2 separate regions of the Homo sapiens genome follow, and region 1 is linked to region 2. A link is a contact called in ENCODE POLR2A ChIA-PET data. All regions are on one chromosome and are shown on one strand. The core of a region is the stretch at or near the end of the contact, and the rest is flanking DNA. Distances in the headings are between cores, read along the strand shown. Region 1 overlaps LOC124902766 (endogenous retrovirus group K member 7 Env polyprotein-like). Region 2 overlaps PHLDB1 (pleckstrin homology like domain family B member 1).

Region 1 (5,026 bases), core at 660-3,159, 81 kb before region 2:
ATGCTGAATCTCCTTAGGCACTCTCTAATCAGATGTCCTGAGTCGTCCCAATTCTTAGACCTTTTATACCTGTTTTTCTCCTTCTCTTATTCCATTTAGTTTTTCAATTCATACAAAACTGTATCCAGGCCATCACCAATAATTCTAAATGACAAATGTTTCTTCTAACAACCCCACAATATCACCCCTTACCACAAAATCTTCCTTCAGCTTAATCTCTCCCACTCTAGGTTCCCACGCCACCCCTAATCCCGCTCGAAGCAGCCCTGAGAAACATCCCCCATTATCTCTCCATACCATCCCCCAAAATTTTCGCCATCCCAACACTTTACCACTATTTCATTTTATTTTTCTTATTAATATAAGAAGACAGGAATGTCAGCCCTCTGGGCCCAAGCTAAGCCATCATATCCCCTGTGACCTGCACGTACACATCCAGATGGCTGGTTGCTGCCTTAACTGATGACAATCCACCACAAAAGAAGTGAAAATGGCCCGTTCCTGCCTTAACTGATGACATTGTCTTGTGAAATTCCTTCTCCTGGCTCATCCTGGCTCAAAAGCTCCCCCACTGAGCACCTTGTGACCCCCACTCCTGCCTGCCAGAGAACAACCCCCTTTGACTGTAATTTTCCTTTATCTACCCAAATCTTATAAAATGGCCCCACCCCTATCTCTCTTCACTGACTCTCTTTTTGGACTCAGCCTGCCTGCACCCAAGTGATTAAAAGCTTTATTGCTCACACAAAGCCTGTTTGGTGGTCTCTTTACACGGACGTGCATGAAAGTGGCCGGGCACAGTGGCTCAGGCCTGTAATCCCAGCACTTTGGGAGGCCGAGGCAGCTGGATCACAAAGTCAGGAGTTTGAGACTAGCCTGACCAACATGGTGAAACCCTGTCTCTACTAAAAATACAAAAATTAGCCGAGTGTGGTGGCATGCACCTGTAATCCCAGCTACTCAGGAAGCTGAGGCAGGAGAATCGCTTGAACCTGGGAGGCGGAGGTTGCAGTGAGCCAAGATCACGCTATTGCACTCCAGCCTGGGTGACAGAGAGAGACGCCATCTCAAAAAATAAAAATAAAAAGTAAAGGGGAAAAAGCAGGCAGGAGGGGAAAGGGAACATTAAAAAAAAAAAAAAGAGGGAGGATATGGTCACTTTGTTTTGCGGCTTTGTTTAAGCTCACTGAATCCACATGTTGCACAGGAAAAAAAGGGAGTAGAAGGCCGGGCACGGTGGCTCACGCCTGTAATCCCAGCACTTTGGGAGGCCGAGGTGGGAGGATCACCTGAGGTCAGGAGTTTGAGACCAGCCTGGCCAACAAGGCGAAACCCCATCTCTAATAAAAATACAAAAATTAGCCAGGCGTGGTGATGCACGCCTGTAATCCCAGCTACTGGGGAGGCTGAGGCAGGAGAATCGCTTGAACCCGGGAGGCAGAAGTTGCAGTGAGCCAAGATCACACCACTGCACTCCAGCCTGGGTGACAGAACAAGACTCCGTCTCAAAAAAAGAAAAAAAAAAAAGGGGGTGGGGGCGGGGGGTAAAAGGAACAGTCAATTCTGTATTCATCTCACATGGTAAATTGGCACTTTACATAAGACAAAATAAACAGAGTACAGGAAACAGTCAAATATGCATTTATCTTGGAGTGGGTGGGGACGATGATTTCTAGTCTCCTCTTGTCCCTTACCTACCCTCATCCCCCGCCTGCAAAGATAAGCTGTTAATTTACATTGTCAGGGTGAAGGAGGCCACCTGTGGCCTTCCATCTGCAGCTATCAGTTTAGAAACAAAAGGAAAGGCACTTGTTCCCGCCCCCTCCCGTGACTCAGCTTCCACACTTAACTTTTCCTTTTTGGCATAGTGAATTTGGGCTCCCAAGATTTTATTCTTCCTTTCACACTTTCTGGCTTATCAAGTTGCTCATTTACTTCTCAAGGTCAGCTAGGTGCCTGGAATTTCCCTTGAAGGAAGGAACTCAAGGTTTTTGTTTTATTTCCATGCTGGGGTGGTCGGGGGAGCAGCCACAGGCCTCTAAGGAGGAATCCTGCTCTGTCTCAATCACAGGGTCTCTGCTAAGAGAATGCAGCCTTCTAACATGCTGCTAGACACAGGCAGGATGAAACACTCCAGTCTGGTGGAACAAAACCTAAATCAAGCTTGTCCAACCCACAGCCCACAGAGTGCATGTGTCCCGAGACAGCCTTGAATGCGGCCCAATGCAAATTCTCAAACTTTCTTAAAACATCATGAGATTTTTTTGTGATTTTTTTTTTTTTTTTAGCTCATCAGCTATCGTTAGTGTATTTTATGTGCAGCCCAAGGCAATTCTTCTTCCAGAGCAGCCCAGGGAAGCCAAAAGATGGGGCAACCCTGAAAATCAAGTCACTGCAGTGTGGTTTCACAACCTTTTACACAGGCCTCAGAGCTAAGCTAGTGCAGGGATCCAGGGCCTGTGGCCTGAGACAGGCCAGGCCCCTTTGGGAAGGACCCTGCAATGTGCCACAGGTAACCTGTGACTCTTCCCCACGCCCTCACCCTCCCACCCCATATGCACAGAGGGATCTGCAGCCATTCCCCAGGGTAACGGGGGCAGTCACTGTGTGCAGGGGCAGATGTGGGTTTGGGGGCTGTAAATAAAAAATAAAATTCTAAGGCCCCCCTAATCATCTGAATGGACCCCTCCTCTTGGCCAAAGACATTCCAAAGTTAACCTGAAAAACTAGTTCAGGCCATGATAGAAAAGGAGGTTGGACATGCCTCATTATCCCTCCAGCATCAACATCAACACAAACCTTACCTCTGATAAGAAACATTTACAATCTATTCTCTCTGAAGCCTGCTACATGGAGGCTTCATTTACATGATAAAACCTTGATCTCCACATCCACTTATCATAACCCAGACATTCCTTTTTTACTGATAACTGTTTTTTTTTTTTTTTTTTTTTTTTTTTTTGGAGACAGAGTTTTGCTGTTGTTGCCCAGGCTGGAGTGCAATGGTGTGATCTCGGCTCACCACAACCTCTGCCTCCTGGGTTCAAGCGATTCTTCTGCCTCAGCCTCCTGAGTAGCTGGGATTACAGGCATGTGTCACCATGCCCGGCTAATTTTGTATTTTTAGTAGAGACAGGGTTTCTCCATGTTGGTCAGGCTGGTCTTGGACTCCTGACCTCAGGTGATCCGCCCACTTCAGCTGTATTCTGACCACCCTGGGCACATGTCATCAGGGCCTCCTGAGACTGTGCCATGGGCCCTGCTTAACCTTTGCAAAATAAACTTTTTTTTTTTTTTCAGACGAAGTCTTGCTCTGTCACCAGGCTGGAGTGCAGTGGTGTGATCTCAGCTCACTGCAACCTCTGCCTCCTGGGTTCAAGCAATTCTCCTGCCTCAGCCTCCTGAGAAGCTGGGACTACAGGCACGCACCACCACGCCCAGTTTATTTTTTGTATTTTTAGTAGAGACGAGGTTTCACCATGTTGGCCAGGATGGTCTCAATCTCTTGACCTTGTAATCTGCCCACCTCGGCCTCCCAAAGTGCTGGGATTACAGGCGTGAGCCACCACGCCCAGCAGCAAAATAAACTTTCAAAATCGATTGAGACCTGTCTCAGATACTTTTGGGTTCACAAGGCCCTGAGACTAATACAATTTGAGGTACCATTTTTTAATAAAATAACCCAAAATGACAAATAAACAGTTGTAAATAAAGCAAATACTATTTATTTATTTTCTCTTTTTTAGAGAGATGAGGTCTTGCTCTGTCGCCCAGGCTAGAGTGCAATGGTGCAGTCATAGCTCACTGCAGCCTCAACCTGCTGGGCTCAAGTGGTCCTCCCGCCTCAGCCTCCTGAGTAGCTGGGATTACCAGTGTGCAACACCATGGTTGGCCAATTAAAAAATTTTTTTTTATAGAGACAGTGTCTCACTATGTTGTCCAGGCTTTTCTCAAACTCCTGGGCTCAAGTGATCCTCCTGCTTCGGCTTCCTAAGATGTCAGAGGCGTTTGAACTTTAGATTCCATTTGAGGTTTTTTTGTTGTTTTTTTGTTCTTGAGATGGAGTCTCACTCTGTTGCCCAGGCTGGAGTCCAGTGGTGTGATCTTGGCTCACTGCAACCTCTGCCTCCTGGGTTCCAGCAATTCTCCTGCCTCAGCTTCCTGAGTAGCTGGGAATACAGGTGTGCACCACCATGTCTGGCTAATTTTTGTATTTCTTAGTAGAGACGGGGTTTCACCATATTGGCCAGGCTGGTCTCAAACTCCTTACCTTGTGATCCGCCTGCCTCAGCCTCCCAAAGTGCTGGGATTACAGGTGTGAGCCAGCACGCCTGGCCTAGACTCCATTTTGAATAGGGGCTGGGTAAAATGAAACCTACTGGGCTTCATTCTCAGGAGGTTCAGTCATTCCTTTTTTTTTGAGACAGAGTCTTGCTCTTGTTGCCCAGGCTGGAGTGCAGTGGCACGATCTCGGCTCACTGCACCTCCACCTCCCGGGTTCAAGTGAGTCTCCTGCCTCAGCCTCCTGAGTAGCTGGGATTACAGATGCCTGCCACTATGCCTGGCTAATTTTTGTATTTTTAGTAGAGACAGAATTTCACCATGTTGGCCAGGCTGGTCTTGAACTCCTGACCTCGTGATCCGCCTACCTCGGCCTCCCAAAGTGCTGGGATTACAGGCGTGAGCCACCGCGTCCAGCCCCAGGCATTCTTAGTTACAGGATAAAACAGGAGGTCAGACAAGATACAGGTCACAAAGACCTTGCTAATAAAACAGTTTCAGTAAAGAAGCCAACCAAAACCCACCAAAACCAAACGGCGATGGAAGTGACCTTTGGTCATCCTCATGCTCATTATATGCTAATTATATGTATGTATGTATTAGCATATATACACTCCCACCAACACCATGGCAGTTTACAAATGCCGTAGCAACGTGAGGAAGTTACCCTATATGGTTTAAAAAGAGGGAGGAACCCTCAGTTCCGGGAATTGCCCACCCCTTTCCCCGAAAACTCATGAATAAT
Region 2 (4,736 bases), core at 737-3,236:
GAGGAATCCACTACTGCCAAGCCCTCCCAAACTCCCTGGAGCTTATACTCACCAGAACCCCAAAGGGATGAGATTAGCTGATCTACAGCTCCCTACCGCATTCCCTCCAGAAAGAAAGAGGAAGAGGCTAGAGAAGTGCCCGCCCCTAGCCTCAGTGCAGTACAGTCGAAGGAACGTGGGATTTGGGCCAACAGGCCTGGGTTCCAATTCTGACTCTGAAGCTTATATAATGGGAGGCTTTGGGCAAAATGTGTAGCTTCTCCTACTCCTAGTTTCCTTGTCTATAAAATGGGAATAACAGCACTTGTCTTGTGATACCGTCCTAAGGACAGCATTGAGGTAATCCAAGGAAGGCTCCCAGCAAGGTGCCTGACACACACCCATGTGCTTAGGTGTGTCAATTTTCTTCCCTCCTTTCATCAGTCAGTCTTACATCCAGAAAGTGCGTTTGTAAGACAGCAGCTCAGGGAGAGAAGCATGGGATCTGGACTCAAGGAAAGTCCAGCAGCTCCCCACTTACCACCAACCCCAGGCTAACCAGCAAATCCCCTACGTCACCAATTTTAGACACCCCTCCCCAATCTCACCACCCTCACTTCCCCCACACTAACTCCAGCCAAGCAAAATGTACATGCATGTGTGCATGTGCATGGCCACAAGCTTCAGCCATAAGGGTGGAAGCTGCTTGAGCCATCCTCTCCAATCCCTCCCTCACCTCTTCCCAACCCTTACTAACACATACCTCCTCCCAGCTTTACTCCCCAAACATACACAGTCACCTGTGCCACCATCCTGTGGTCTGGCTGAGATCAAGAGCAGGTGATCACAGTATCTAGCTAGCGTGTCACAGCTGGCCAGGCCACAATACCCAATAACCCTTGTTTTATAGCTCAGCCAAGGCAGGGCTGAGCCATGGCTGGAACCGAAATGAATGCCCTTTCTAGGGCCCCTAGCTGGCTCTAATATCCAGATCTCAAATCTTTCTGTGTGTCCCAGCACTTCCACCAGACAAGAGCTCTGCAAGCACAGGGGCAAGCCTCCTCCTCCTCCATCTTTCACCTTCCTGCTGGGCCAGTGCCAAGCTCTGAATGGGAGCAGAATCCACTTTCCACTGGAAGACTGAGGGGAGTCAGAGCTTAATAATAGTTATTCTTCACCGAGTGCTCATTACAATCACATCCTATTCTGTCTTTACATCTTGTTTAATTCTCACAACAACCTGTTGTAATTCTCATTTTACAGACAAGGAAATCCAGGCACAAAAGACGAAGTTAACTTTTGTGAGGTCATTGGGATTCAAACCCAGGTCACTGGCCTCCAACAGCACGCAGCAGGGAACGAGGTGGGGCACACCTTCCTCTTGGCGATGCTGCGGAGCAGCTCAGCCTTGCTCCGGAGCAGCCCCTGGCCGGCCAGCTCGCGCTCCTCCTCCACGCGGCTCTCCCGCTCCAACTGCTGGAACTCCAAGTCCTCAAAGAGCTTTGTCTCAGTCTCCAGGGCCTCTGCCTCCTTCAACGACAGTGACAAAGGGGGTTGGGTGGTGCTTGCAATGCCACTCTGGGCCTGGAAGACCAGGCCACAGGGGCATGCGTTGTATGGGGCTGGACCCGGGGAAATTGGGTAAGAAACCTGCCTCCCCCCAGCTCCCGCTGTACTTGGCCTTGCCCTTTTGCGGGCATCATGGCCTGGAGCGCTGATTCCCCAACCTTCCCGGTTCCCTCCAAACCGCAGCACCGACCCTGGTGTCCGGCAGGTACTGCAGAGGCCAGGTGGTCCCGTCCCACCGCTCTCCTCTCTTCCTTCTGGGGCGTGGCCCGCGGGGCCGGGGGAGGGGGGGCGGTGGAACTGACCCTTCTCAGCTGCTCCTGTAACTGTTCCCGCACTGACTCGGGGCAGTTATCGAGCTGCGTCTGGAGCTCGGCGTAGAGCGCCTGGCGGGCCTCCAGGTGCCTCCGTCCCGCGGCCAGCTCCGCCCTCTCCTGGTCGGCGGGAGGGCGAGGGAGAGGGCGGGGCACAGGGGAGAAACAGAACACACACTCCTCAACTCCGGCCCGGCAGCGGCGGGAGGGGAGCGCGGGAGGGCGGCCAGGGCGGGACAGAATGGGGGTCGGCAATGGGGGTTGAGAGAGGAGAAAAAAAGGCTAGAATCAAAGAGGAGAATAACCAGGCGAGGAGAAAGAAAAGGGCAGAAAGGGAAAGTGAGGAGGGAAAGAGGTGAAGAGGGAGAGGGCCCAAGGCCAGGAGCTGAAGGTAACACGGCAGTCAGAGGTGCAGGGGATGAGGTAACACAGGCAGAGGTGTGGGGGCAGGGCACAGATTTTGGTCTCCTGAAGTCCCTTGAACTGAAATTGTTGGGTAGGTCTCGAGAAAAGGCCCTCTGTTTTCTCTCCAAACCAGTCAAGGCTGGTTCTGCATCACAGAGCCTCCAGCTCTCATCCCTCCCCTTCTACTACAGCCCAGAGACCAAAATTTAACCCAGGGAAAAAGGGTAGTGATGGTGAGGGTTAAATCCAGGGTTGGGCGTCAATCAGGAGCTGAGGATGTTAAAGCAGTGTGGCAGAGGGGACCCCAACCCAACACCCTTGGCCTCCCTCCCCTCCTGCCCAGGGTCGGGGTGGGGTGTTGGCCCTGCAGGCTGAACTTCAGGGATGAGGGTTGCAATTAGTTCGGGCTGTTTCCATGGTAATGAGTCCCAGGAGTGGGTACAGAGGGGGTGGACGGTTCTTTCTGGGGTGAGATGACACCTCTGAGGGTGGGAAGGGGGACGAGGGGAGGGTTTGGTGAGTCACCCCTCAAAGGACAGGCAGAGGAGAAACTGTGGTTACTGATTCCAAAGCCAGAGTGGAGCCATGGGCTGAGGGCAGGGGAGGGAAGCCAAGTGAACCCTCCACACCATTGCCATCACTACCACCATCACCACCACCACCATCACTACCACAGCCTCGAATAACCTCTCTTCCCCACAGAGAAAGCGAAGTCTAGGCCTCCAAAAAACTCCAGGTCAGTGGGAAATGAGGTTAGGCAGGTTCCTTCTGAAATGCTGAGCTTTATCCCTGGGAGTGAGGCCCTATGCTGAACCCAGTCACTCCCATCCCTCTACCCAACTCATCTACCCATCCCCAGAGAGGAGGACCTAATCAGGCCAGTTCCTGGGGTCTAGGTGCTTCCTCATCCTTGGACTCAGCCTTTAAAATACCCTGTGTTATAGGTGGCTCAGGAGTGAGGAGAAGAGTAGGGGCTACCCATTACCAACCTCTGATGGGTATCTGAATTTGGGAAGCCCCAAGGGAAAGCTAGGAAGGGTAGCCACTATGTTGGCAGAGAGGTCCTGTTCAAGCCCTCCAAGACCACGCCCACAACTGGGCCTCCTTACTCCTTGGCTCCAGAGGGCAGGCAGGGGAATAGGTGGAAGACAGCCTACTCTGCTGTGCAGGAAGCTGCCAGGAAGCTTCCTTGGGTTATCTCATGCTGTCCTCAGACAGTAGCCTAAGACAGCAGCCTAGGCATTTCCAATGGAAAGAACTCTTCAGTCTGAGCAGCTCCACAGCCAAGCATTTCCCCCACCCTCATACCCCTCCTGCCAATGCCCCCTTGAGTAAAGTTGAGCTACCAATCCTCCTGCCAATTCCTTTCATATAAAAACTCTGGGGTCCCACACCAAGAAAAGAAGGAGGCAGCATTAGAGGAGAGAGGCCAGGGGCACAGAGGCACCCACTGAGTTAGTGCAAAAGCGGGCATGGCTCAGCCCTACCTGGGTGGCACTGGCAGTTAGGGGCATGCGGAAAGCCCAAGTCAGTGATTAGAAGGGACGTTAGTGTAGGCCTAGTTGGCAAGCGTGGAGTTAATTTGGCACAGAATTTGGGAGTGTGGTTTTGGGGGCCAGAGCCAAAGCTCCAAAAAAAAAAAAAAAGGGTCAAAGAATTTTTAAGATTCTCAAAATTGAGGGCAGGAGGAAGAAACTCAAAAAATCCAGAAGGAAAATTAAATTATTGGAAAAATACTGTCAGATCCAGAAATAGATGACCCCTCTCCACTTCAGAGCTTTTGGCACGGTGTTGGGCATCTGGGAGTGGCCCCTGCAGGCTGGCACGAAATCTGAAAGGGGCAGGGGCAGGAGCTAGGATCACCTGGGATGGGAGGCTGCAGATCCTGAAGGCTCAAGGGAAGCAGAGGCCCGAGGGCCATCTCCCAAAGATCACAACGTAAGCACTTGTGGCATGCTTGGAGGGAGATGTTCTCCAGATGGTGGGACCCGAACTTGAATCACTCCCCAATGTCAGTCCCTTGGGCTGTGCTCACTGCCCAAGAAGGGGCTTTGGCACTTCCTAGAAGGGCCATAAAGGGCCTAGGATGGCAGGCACCCAGAGGTAGCACACAGACCCAGACAGAGGAGACCCCAGACACCAGCCCAGCCCCTGGCAGTGCCCTCCAAGCTGGTTCCTTCCACAGAGGAGGAGAAGTCACTCTGTCTCTGGAAAGCCACAGAGACCACTTGTACTGCAGAATGGATGATGAGGTGAAGGGTACAGGGCCCCAGAGAAGACATTTCTCCTTCTCTCCCAGGCCACTGGTACCCAGCACTAAGCTGGGCCAGGTGTGGGTTACCTTGTCCCTCTCCTTCTGGATGCCTGTCTCCAAGGCCACCAGCTTCTCCTGCAGCTGATCCACTGCCTTCTGCTCCTTCTGCAGCAGTGCCCGCTCTGCCTCCCTCTCTCCCTGCAGCAGTGCCCGCTCCA

What was found. ChIA-PET counts read pairs that join two places held with the same protein, here RNA polymerase II (POLR2A).
Region 1: POLR2A ChIA-PET joins it to region 2 with 27 read pairs in WTC11. The contact joins two enhancer-like sites. POLR2A ChIA-PET finds 5 or more read pairs at or near these places in 7 of 52 experiments (BJ, H1, MCF 10A and 2 more).

What each region holds. Positions count from the first base shown.
Region 1 is chr11:118,712,793-118,717,818 of GRCh38, reverse strand. All of the region lies in intron 2 of LOC124902766 (endogenous retrovirus group K member 7 Env polyprotein-like), which reads left to right. Among named protein-coding and RNA genes, the nearest start is that of TREH, 36 kb to the right of the region's middle. RefSeq lists enhancers at 1-609, 610-1,417, 1,418-2,223. Within about 2 kb of position 1,909, at least 6 of the 41 ENCODE cell types and tissues checked have a DNase peak (open chromatin) inside an H3K27ac peak, as active enhancers do.
Region 2 is chr11:118,632,166-118,636,901 of GRCh38, reverse strand. It overlaps PHLDB1 (pleckstrin homology like domain family B member 1), which reads right to left. Exons shown (of 23, transcript NM_001144758.3): 9 at 4,606-4,736; 10 at 1,354-1,509. Among named protein-coding and RNA genes, the nearest start is that of MIR6716, 9.5 kb to the left of the region's middle. RefSeq lists an enhancer at 1,362-2,032. Within about 2 kb of position 1,986, at least 25 of the 41 ENCODE cell types and tissues checked have a DNase peak (open chromatin) inside an H3K27ac peak, as active enhancers do.